Regions from separate parts of the Homo sapiens genome. Here region 2 is linked to region 1. Evidence: chromatin loops called from intact Hi-C (ENCODE). Cell type or tissue: heart right ventricle. All regions are shown on one strand. Each heading gives the region's core, and the rest is flanking DNA. Links, peaks and the distances in the headings are about the cores only.

Evidence for each region. Hi-C counts contacts between places; a loop is a spot of excess contacts. Peaks named below come from ENCODE experiments on the same cell type or tissue, not always from the same donor. Only the 100,000 strongest peaks of a DNase experiment are listed, where the experiment ranks them.
Region 2: it touches region 1 in a loop (2.4-fold over the local background); 5 of 110 quality-filtered maps call a loop at or near these places.

The regions. Positions count from the first base shown.
Region 1 is chr10:27,145,038-27,150,423 of GRCh38, reverse strand. YME1L1 (YME1 like 1 ATPase) reads left to right here. Exons shown (of 19, transcript NM_014263.4): 2 at 1,384-1,518; 3 at 4,834-4,996. Among named protein-coding and RNA genes, the nearest start is that of YME1L1, 6.7 kb to the left of the region's middle. In heart right ventricle, for the core only: no CTCF peak of the experiment used is centred there; a DNase peak (open chromatin) is centred at 2,590; H3K27ac peaks cover 609 bases.
Region 2 is chr10:27,211,992-27,217,377 of GRCh38, reverse strand. ACBD5 (acyl-CoA binding domain containing 5) reads left to right here. Exons shown (of 13, transcript NM_145698.5): 8 at 1,737-1,843. Among named protein-coding and RNA genes, the nearest start is that of ACBD5, 26 kb to the left of the region's middle. In heart right ventricle, for the core only: no CTCF peak of the experiment used is centred there; no DNase peak of the experiment used is centred there.

The sequences.
Region 1 (5,386 bases), core at 232-5,231:
CATTTACCCTCATTTTGCCCCTACTCCAGATGGAGTCACTCTGGTTCAAAAGTCTCTGACAGAACTGTAACAAGAAGTATAATTGTTACTCATTATTATAGCTGTTTGAGGATTAAATGGGATGATAGAAGTAAAGCCTGTAGTACTAAACCTGGTATATAATAAGAACCCATTTAATGTATTCATTTACTCAACAAATATTTATTAAGTAAATTTTTTTTTTTCTTGAGACAGGGTCTTGCCATGTCATTCAGGCTGGAGTGTGGTGGCATGATAGCTCACTGCAGCTTCAACTTCCTGGGCTCAAGTGTTTTTTTTGTTTTCATTTTTATTTATTTATTTATTTTGAGATGGAGTTTTGCTCTTGTCACCCAGGCTGGAATGCAATGGCATGATCTTGGCTCACTGCAACCTCCGCCTCCCAGGTTCGAGTGATTCTCCTGCCTCTGCCTCCCAAGTATCTGGGATTACAGGCGCCCAACACCATTCCTGGCCAATTTTTTTGTATTTTTAGTGGCGATGGGATTTCACCACGTTGGCCAGGCTGGTCTCGAACTCCTGACCTCAGGTATCTACCTGCCTTGGCCTCCCAAAGTGCTGGGATTACAGGCATGAGCCACCATTCCCGGCCTACTTACTATTTTTTTTTTTTTAAATGTTGGATGTATTTCATTCTGTGGTAGTTTCTTTTTTTTTTTTTTTTTTTTTTTTTGAGAGACAGGTCTCACCCTGTTGCCCTGGCTAGAGTGCAGTGGCATGATCACAGCTCACTGCAACTTCCGCCTCCTGAGATCAAGCAATTCTTCTACCACAGCCTCCCAAGTAGCTGAGACTACAGGCGCACACCATCACACCCATCTAATTGTTGTATTTTTTGGTAGAGATGGGGTTTCACTGTGTTGGTCAGGCTGGTCTTGAACTCCTGACCTCAAGTGATCCACCCACCTCGGTCTCCCAAAGTGCTGGGGTTACAGGCGTGAGCCACTGCACTCGACCAGTGGTATCATTTGTTTTGCCGCTCCCCTAATGCTGGATGTTTCCAGCTTTCTACTATTTTTTAAATGTTTCGATGAGAGTTGTTCTCTATGCATGTGCAAGTACTTGTCAGATTATTTCCTTATAATAAATTCCTAGAAGGTGGATTGCTACAAACAAGAAATGTATGTATTTTTGATACTTTTGATTTACATATTCAGAATAATATCCTGAAAGAACATACCAGTTTTCGTCTCACCAGCAGTAAATCTGAGTACTTACAGTTTTTAGTATACAGAGTTGATATATAATGTACCTTTAACTCTTAACAAATCCTGACAAAAAAAGGAGATTGTTCTGTTTATTTAAAAAAAAACTACTTAGTTTTTAACTTTTATCTTTTTCTAGGTTACAGTTCCTCTGAGTCATCTCATCAATGCCTTCCATACACCAAAAAACACTTCTGTTTCTCTCAGTGGAGTGTCAGTTTCTCAAAACCAGCATCGAGATGTAGTTCCTGAGCATGAGGCTCCCAGCAGTGAGGTAAGTCTTTATCCTGGTTGTGTGAGAAAGCCTTTTTGATATACAGTTGACCCTTAAACAAATGAAGGATTAAGGATATTGTCCCTCCCCCGTAGTCAAAAATTTGAGTATAATTTTTGACTCCTGAGAAACTTAACTACTAATACCCTACTATTGACCAGGAAGCCTTACCGATAAAATAAAGGGTCCATTAACATATATTTTGTATATTTTATGTATTGTGTACTGTATTCTTACAATAAAGTAAGATGGAGAAAATGTTATTAAGAAAATCATAAGGAAGAGAAAACATATTTACCATTCATTAAGTAGAAGTGGACCATCATAAAGATCTTCATTATCTTCAAGTTGAGTGGGCTGAGGAGGAAGAGGAGGGGTTGGTTTTTCTGTCTCTGGTGGCAGAGACCGGAGAAAGTCCACGTATCTGTGGATCTGTGCAGCTTTAATCTGTGTTGTTCAAGGATCACCTGAGGTCAGGAGTTCAAGACTAGCCTGACCAATATGGTGAAATCCCATCTCTACTAGAAATACAAAAATTAGCCGGGTGTGGTGGCGTGCGCCTGTAGTCCCAGCTACTCAGGAGGCTGAGACAAGAGAATAGCTTGAGCCTAGGAGGCAGAGGTCGCTGTGAGCCAAGATCGCACCACTGCACTCCAGCCTGGGTGACAACAAGACTCTGTCTCAAAAATAAATAAATAAATAAATATAAAAATGTAATCTCATTTTTTGGTTTAATCTAAAAAAAAACACCTGTTTTTACAGGGAAGTGGAATAGGTAGGGATTTAAGAAGTAAATAAAACTCTTAAAAAAATAAAGGACCAGCAGATTTAGGGAGCAGCTCATACTTCTAGGGCTGAGATAGAGTCAGGAAGAGTTCTCCATCCCCAGGGCTGAGATCCTGACATTGTTGGCGAAGGCATGGCCTTGGCTCACTGAATGGTAGAAAAGTTGCTGTGATGTCATGCCAGGGTAACGTGCTAGAAATCTGGGAAGTCTGCCCTCTAGGATACTGGGAAAAGCTGTTCCTGGGGATGTGTCCTACTAGAGAAGCTGTTACACGAGTGGTGCCAGGGGAAGCTGCTAGGTCCTGCTGGCCATTGTGCACGCCAGGAGCCAGGGTTTGGTGAAACTGCACAATTGACAGGAGCCAGATGCTATAGAAACCACGGGTGTTACAGACAGGAACTTGCTAAATGAGCATACCACAACCAGGAATCAAAACCTCTCTTCCTACAGTGTATGTTCAGTGACTTCCTGACGAAGCTTAACATTGTTTCAATTGGCAAAGGAAAAATATTCGAAGGGTACAGATCCATGTTCATGGAGCCAGCAAAAAGGATGAAGAAGAGCTTGGACACAACCGATAACTGGCACATCCGTCCAGAACCCTTCTCCCTCTCAATCCCTGTACACTGCGGGTTTCTCCAAATGCCTATTGTCTATGATTTGTTTTGTCCATCGTTCTTAGTCACGGCTTAGTTCAGGTTCTTGCCATCTTTCACTTGTTCCATCAGCCTTCTCTCTCATCCAGTCTAGTTTCTTTGTTTGTTTGTTTTATCATTTTTAAATTTTTTGTAAAGACAGGGTCTTGCTTTCTTCACCAGGCTGATCTCGAACTCCTGGCCTGAAGCAGTCCTCCCACCTCAGCCTCTCAAAAGTGTTGGGATTACAGGCTCGAGCCACCATGCTAGGCCAGTCTATCTTCCTTAGTTCTCCATTTTCTTCTATAAGACAGAACTAATCATGTTACTTAGAGAATTAAATTCAAACATGGCTCTTCACAGTTTGGCCATAACCTATCTCTTTAATTTTTTCTTTCCTTGAATTTTTTGAGATATTCCAGACCCTTGGATGGCTTTTTGTTTGCCCCCGTCCCTAAGCCGCCTTGATCATTTTTAATAGCTTAAAAAGTACTTTTAAGTATTTTATTTCATCATGCCTTTAACTGTCTTTTACTATGTGCTGTCATGTTGTATGCTAGGATACGTAGATGAGTAAGGCATGATCTCTGCCTTTGATCCTTACTATTAGGAAATAAGGTGTATTTTATAGTTATGTTAGTATTGAGAAAATGAATTCTAAGAATATGAGTTATAGCTAATTTAAAAAGTACCGTATTCCCAGACATCAGTCCAGAGCTATATAATCCGTGTCCATGCCTCTTTTAAAAAAAACTTTATTTTTAGAGACAGGGTCTCCCCTTTGTAGCCCAGGCTGAAGTGCAGTGATGCTGTCATAGCTCACTGCAACCTCCAGCTCCTGGGCTCAAACATTTCTCCTGAGTAGCTGGTGCTGCGGGTGCATACCACCATGCCCAGCTAATTTTTAAATTTTTCATCAAGATGATGTCTTACCATGTTGCTCAGGCTGGTCTCAAACTCCTGGCCTCAAACGATCTTCCCACCTTAGCTGTTTTGGGTTTGAGTAACATGTAATTGTTACTTGCCTTTAAGTGCCTCTCTTTCAGCTCATGTGGACAAGAAAATAATCCCTATCCTGTTGTTTAAAAGTGGGTATACACACATTTTTGTGATTTTTAGACTTTTTTGCCTGATTTTCACACAGTTTTGACTTTAATTTTCTTCTTTATTAGAAGATATGGGTAACTTTAGAACCTCTGAGTTCAAGGAAGGATCTAAGCAATGAGGCCAGAGGAGTGAGATGTCCTATGGTAACCAAGCATACCATTTCTTTGTCAAGTGGGCTTTTGTTTATGGCTGCTTAGGGGCTTAAAAGCTCCATGGACTGGTGAGGATTATCATTTGAATGGAATTTCCCCAATTCAAGAACCTTACTATTATCCTCCAATCAGTTCTACACTGTTGGGGAAAATCCCCTGGACCTTATATAACATACTTTGTAACCCTGCAGTTAGTTACTCTTACACTCTTGTCATTATAAATGCTTGATCAATAGTTGATAGACTAGCTCTTGATCAGAGTACCCTTGTATGGAGAGAAGGAAAAAATGCCATACATTTCACTTGATTCTGTGAACCATAATGCTTAGGACAGTAGTGGTTTGGGTTTGATTTAAAAAAAAAAAAAGTTTTTCTCATTCATGCTGAAATGTCATCTCTTTATTTAAGGATACCATTAGGAATATAATTTTTTAACCTATGTCAAACCTCATATGACTGATCTCAGTAAAACGAACTGTGAAAATATTTGCATCAATTTATTTTTAAATATTAAAAAAAGGAAATATATTTGTTAGACTTTTAAAATCTGATTGTTTTAACTGATAATATGTACTCCTTAGGTTAAATATCTTGATAATATTAATGCATACCTGGTTGACCCAATCTTTTACAGCCTTCACTTAACTTAAGGGACCTTGGATTATCTGAACTAAAAATTGGACAGATTGATCAGCTGGTAGAAAATCTACTTCCTGGATTTTGTAAAGGCAAAAACATTTCTTCCCATTGGCATACATCCCATGTCTCTGCACAATCCTTCTTTGAAAATAAATATGGTATGTTAATGTGTTTTTTGTTCCAATTAAATATTTTAGCACTATTAATAATTATAGATACCATTTCTTAGCTTTCACAGTAGCGTTTATTGTGGGCTGGGTTCTTTCCTGAAGTGTTTTTTTTTTGTTTTTTTTTTTGCAATTTTTCATATTGAAATAGTACCAGATTTACAGGAAAGTTGCAAAGATAGTACAGAATTTTGCTTCCACTAATTTTGGCATCTTACATAATCATGTTACATTTGTTAAAACTAGGAAATTAACATTGGTACAATAATTTTTTTTTTGAGACGGAGTCTCCTTCTGTCAGCCAGGCTGGAGTGCAGTGGCACAATCTCCGCTCACTGCAAGCTCCGCCTCCCGGGTTCACACCATTCTCTTGCCTCGGCC
Region 2 (5,386 bases), core at 275-5,274, 67 kb before region 1:
TTCAAACAATTCTCCTGCCTCAGCCTCCCCAGTAGCTGGGATAACAGGCACGTGCCACCATGCCCAGCTAATTTTTGTATTTTTAGTAGAGACGGGGTTTCACCATGTTGGCCAGGGTGGTCTCAAACTCCTGACCTTAAGTGATCCACCCGCCTTGGCCTCCCAAAGTGCTGGAATTACAGGTGTGAGGCAACGCGCCCGGCCGAGAAACATCTTTTTTTTTTTTTTTTTTGAGACAGAGTCTCGCTCTGTCGCCCAGGGTGGAGTGCAGTGATGCGATCTCAGCTCACTGCAAGCTCCGCCTCCTGGTTTCACGCCATTCTCCTGCCTCAGCCTCCCGAGTAGCTGGGACTACAGGTGCCCGCCACCATGCCCAGCTAATTTTTTGTATTTTTTAGTGAGACGGGGTTTCACCGTGTTAGCCAGGATGGTCTCGATCTCCTGACCTTGTGATCTGCCCTCCTCTGCCTCCCAAAGTGCTGAGATTACAGGCGTGAGCCACAGTGCCCGGCCAAGAAACATCATTTCGTAATGTAAGAACCAAACTTGCCTAGTTGGATCTTACATTTAGGCATCCTGCTTGGTAGGTAGTTTTCTCTTACAGGGTTATTAGGTTTTATAAGATTTCATCTAGGCTGTCTTTATGGAATTCAATGATAAAATATTTTGTAATCTTTTCAAATAAAAATTATCAACTAAATTTAAAGTTTTGGTAAATTTTAAAAAGTGTGGCTTGATAAATCAAATTCGTCTCTCAGTATAAAAATAATATAAGGCTGATGAATTTTGAAAATGGAACAAAGGTCAGGCACAGTGGCTCACGCCCGTAATCCCCGCACTTTGGGAGGCCGAGGCGGGTGGATCACCTGAGGTCAGGAGTTCGAGACCAGCCTGACCAACAATGTGAAACTCCGTCTCTACTAAAAATACAAAAGTTGGCTGAGTGCGGTGATTCATGCCTGTAATCCCAGCACTTTGGGAGGCTAAGGCAGGCGGATCACCTGAGGTCAGAAGTTCGAGACCAGCCTGGCCAACATGGTGAAACCCCATCTCAAGTAAATATACAAAAAATTAGCTGGGCTTGGTGGTGTGCACCTGTAATCCCAGCTACTTGGAGACTGAGGCAGGAGAATCACTTGAACCCAGGAGGCAGAGGTTGCAGTGAGCCGAGATCACACCACTGCACTCCAGCCTGGGCCACAGAACGAGACTCCATCTCAAAAACCAAAAATAAACAGTATTTTGGGAGGCCAAGGTGGGTGGATCATCTGAGCTCAGGAGTTTGAGACCAGCCGCACCAATATGGAGAAACCCTGTCTCTACTAAAAATGCAAAATTAGCCAGGTGTGTTGGCCCATACCTGTAATCCCAGCTACTCGGGAGGCTGAGGCGGGAGAATCACTTGAATCCGGGAGGCGGAGGTTGCTGTGAGCCGAGATCGCACCACTGCACTCCAGCCTGGGCCACAAGAGCAAAACTCCGTCTCAAAACAAAACCAAATGAAACAAAAATTAGCTGGGCATGGTGGTGGGCACCTGTAATCCCAGCTACTTGGGAGGCTGAGGCAGGAGAATCACTTGAACCCGAGAGGTAGAAGTTGCAGTGAGCCGAGATCACACCACTGCACTCCAGCCTGGGCAACAGAGCAAGACTCCATCTCAAAAAAACAAAGGAATAAATTTGTTTTTCTTCTACTATAGTATAATTACCCTATCTGCACTTTTGTTCATATTTAGATATAAATGATGATCATGTTGAAGATGTTACAGGAATTCAGCATTTGACAAGCGATTCAGACAGTGAAGTTTACTGTGATTCTATGGAACAATTTGGACAAGAAGAGGTAAAAATGACATTTTCTGATTGGTGTATTTTCAAAGTGGTGTATTAGAATTCAATGCGTAACTTCTGTTAGTAGCAAATATACATGCTATTTTTCATTTTGAAAAGATACTCCTAAAATGTTTAAACATTTGTATTTTAAACTATTTTTTATGAATTCAAAAATAGGTAAAATTCTGGAAAAGTCAAAGAAAAATTAATAATATTAACTACTCCATTATAACTAATAATATACATATATTTATAAATATTCTAGGAGACGTGGGATGGGGATGCAGAGAAAACACTTTTTATGCTAGTCCCAATGTTTGAAACATTTATTAATGTTCAGGAAAATTGAATGATCTTCTTTGTTGTTTTTTTTGTTTTTTAGAGATGGGGTCTCTGTCTGTCACCCAGGCTGGAGTGCAGTGGCGCAATCTCGGGTCACTGCAACCTCCGCCTCCTAGGTTCAAGCAATTCTCCTGCCTCAGCCTCCCAAGTAGCTGGGATTACAGGCATGTGCCACCACACCTGGCTAATTTTTGTATTTTCAGTAGAGACAGAGTTTCACCATGTTGGCCAGGTTGGTTTCAAACTCCTGACCTCAAGTGATCTGCCCACCTCAGCCTCTCAAAGTGCTGGGATTATGGACGTGAGGCATTGTGCCCAACCTAAAAATGGGTTCTTGATATGTTGCCTAGGCTGGTCTCAAACTCTTGGCCTCAATCAGTGCTCCCACCTCAGCCTCCCAAAATGCCGGGATTACAGGTGTGAGCCACCAAGGCTGGCCTGAATAATTTTCAAACAAATAAGTCTGTTCTCCACATTGACTGTAATTCACTGGATTGAAATTTTTAGTGGAAATAATTTTTAAATTTCAGTTAATTAAGATCCAGTATTGGGAGAGAAAACTTGAAAAACAAATTATAGGACATCCATGAATCCTTTTTCTCAACTTTTTCTGATAATGATGATAGCAGTATTTTAATTTTTAATTTTTTAATTTTTAATTTTAATGGGCACATAGGTATATATATTCATGGGTTAGACTGGGCTCAGTGGCTCACACCTGTAATCCCAGGAGGCTGAGGCAGGAACTTCGCTTGAAACCAGGAGTTTGAGACCAGCCTGGGCAAGAAGGCGAGACCCCCATCTCCACTTTATTTTTGTAAAATATAAAAAATATAATAAATATATATTTATGGGGTATATGAGATATTTTGGTGCAGGCATATGATGTGTAATAATCACATCAGGGTAAATGGAGTATCCATTATTTCAGACAGTCATCATTTCTTTGTGTTCCAAACATTCCAATTGTACTCCCTCAGTTATTCTAAAATGTACAACAAAGTATTGCCGACTATAGCCACTCTGCTGTGCTATCAGGTACTAGATCTTATTCATTGTATCTCTATCTCCATGAGTTTAATTGTTTTAATTTTTAGCTCTCACAAATAAGTGAGACCATTTGAAGTTTTTCTTTCTATGCCTGGCTTATTTCACTAAACATAATATCTTCCAATTCCATCCATATTGCAAATGACAGGATCTCATTCTTTTTTATGGTAGAATAGTACTCTGTCGTGTATATGTACCACATTTTCTTTATCCATTCGTCTGTTCATGGACACTTAGGTTGCTTCCAAATCTTGGCTATTGTGAATAGTGCTGCAATAAACATGGGAGTGCTGATATCTCTTCAATATATTGATTTCCTTTCTTTTGGGTATACAGCCAGCAGTGGAATTGCTGGTCATATGGTAACTCTATTTTTGGTACTTTTTTTTTTTTCTGAGGCGGAGTTTCCCTCTTGTTGCCCAGGCTAGAGTGCAATGGGATGATCTTGGCTCACTGCAACCTCCGCCTCCTGGGTTCAAGTGATTCTCCTGCTTCAGCCTCCCGAGTAGCTGGGATTACAGACATGCGCCACCATGCCCCGCTAATTTTGTACTTTCAGTAGAGACGGGGTTTCTCCATGTTGGTCAGGCTGGTCTCGAACTCCTGACCTCAGGTAATCTGCCTGCCTTGGCCTCCCAAAGTGCTGGGATTTCAGGCGTGAGCCACCACGCCCGGCTTGTTTGTTTGTTTTTTAAGAAACTTCCATACTGTTCTCCCCAGTGGCTGTACTAATTTTACATTCTCACCGACAATGTACAGGGGCTTCCTTTTCTTCACATCCTTGCCAGCATTTGTTATTGCTTGTCTTTGGGATAAAAGCCATTTTAACTGGGGCGAGGTAATATCTCATTGTAGTTTTGATTTGCATTTCGCTGATGATCAGTGATGTTGAGCACCTTTTCATATACCTGTTGGCCATTTGTAGGTCTTTTGAGAAATGTCTATTCAGATCTTTTGCCCAGTTTTAATCAGGTTATTAGATTTTTTTCCTATTGAGTTGTTTACGCTCCTTATGTATTCTACTTATTAATCTGACAAAGGTGGTTTTGACAGCTATATTTCTGTTTGGCCTCTTTATATCCTCTCCCCATTCTGTTTCCTACCTACCTACCCTGTTCTAATACAGTTCAGTGTGTCTTATAGAAAATCATTTATCTTTTGCCTCCCTGAAATGATTTTAACTTTTTGTGTTTTTCTCCTTTTCTCATTTCATAATGCAATTAAATCTACCCCTTTTCTCAAATTTTAAAAACACATGAATAAAATATCTTTTACTTAAGGTCAAACACAAATGGAGTGGCGTAGGCTGGTCATGGTGGCTGACACCTATAATCCCAACACTGTGGGAGGCCGAGGCAGGTGGATCACTTGAGCTCACAAGTTTCAGAGCCGCGTGAGCAACATGGCAAAACCCCGTCTCTACAAAAAAATAAAAAACTTAGCCAGGCATGGTAGCTACTCAGGGAGGATGGCTTGAGCCTGGGAGGCAGTGGTTGCAATGAGCCAAGATCGCACCACTGCACTCCAGCCTGGGCTATAAAGCCAGAACTTGTCTCAAAAAAAAAAAAAAAAAGCAGCATAAATTGGAAGAATAATGATAAGGAGGCCAAACTGAGAATGAGTGAAATTAGTGAAAAATGAAAAGGATGAAAAACTCAGATTCCCTTTTATTTTTTTCTTTTTAAAAAAGAGATATTTGGGGAAGGTTGATGAAAGGGACCAGATAGAGATTAATCTCAGTAAATATCCAGCTGCTACATTCTAGTTTTGTTCCTGTTTTCTCTCTCAATCAGTTGATGGACTAAAGCTCAAGGGGCTGTCTGACCTGGCTTCTGGAGTGCAGTGGCACAATCTGGGCTCACTGCAACCTCCACCTCCTGGGTTCAAGTGATTCTTGTGCCTCAGCCTTCCAAGTAGCTGGGACTACAGGCATGTGCCGCCCTGACTGGCTAATTTTTGTATTTTTAGTAAAGACGGGGTCTCGTCATGTTGGCCAGGCTGGTCCCATACTCCTAGCCTCAAGTGATCTGCCTACCCTGGCCTCCCAAACTGCTGGGATTACAGGTGTGAGCCACCATGCCGGCCCCTTGCTGGCCTCTGTTAACACCACTCTCCTATTTGGTCGTTGCTCACCACCCACCCTGGCCTTCTCTCTGTTTCT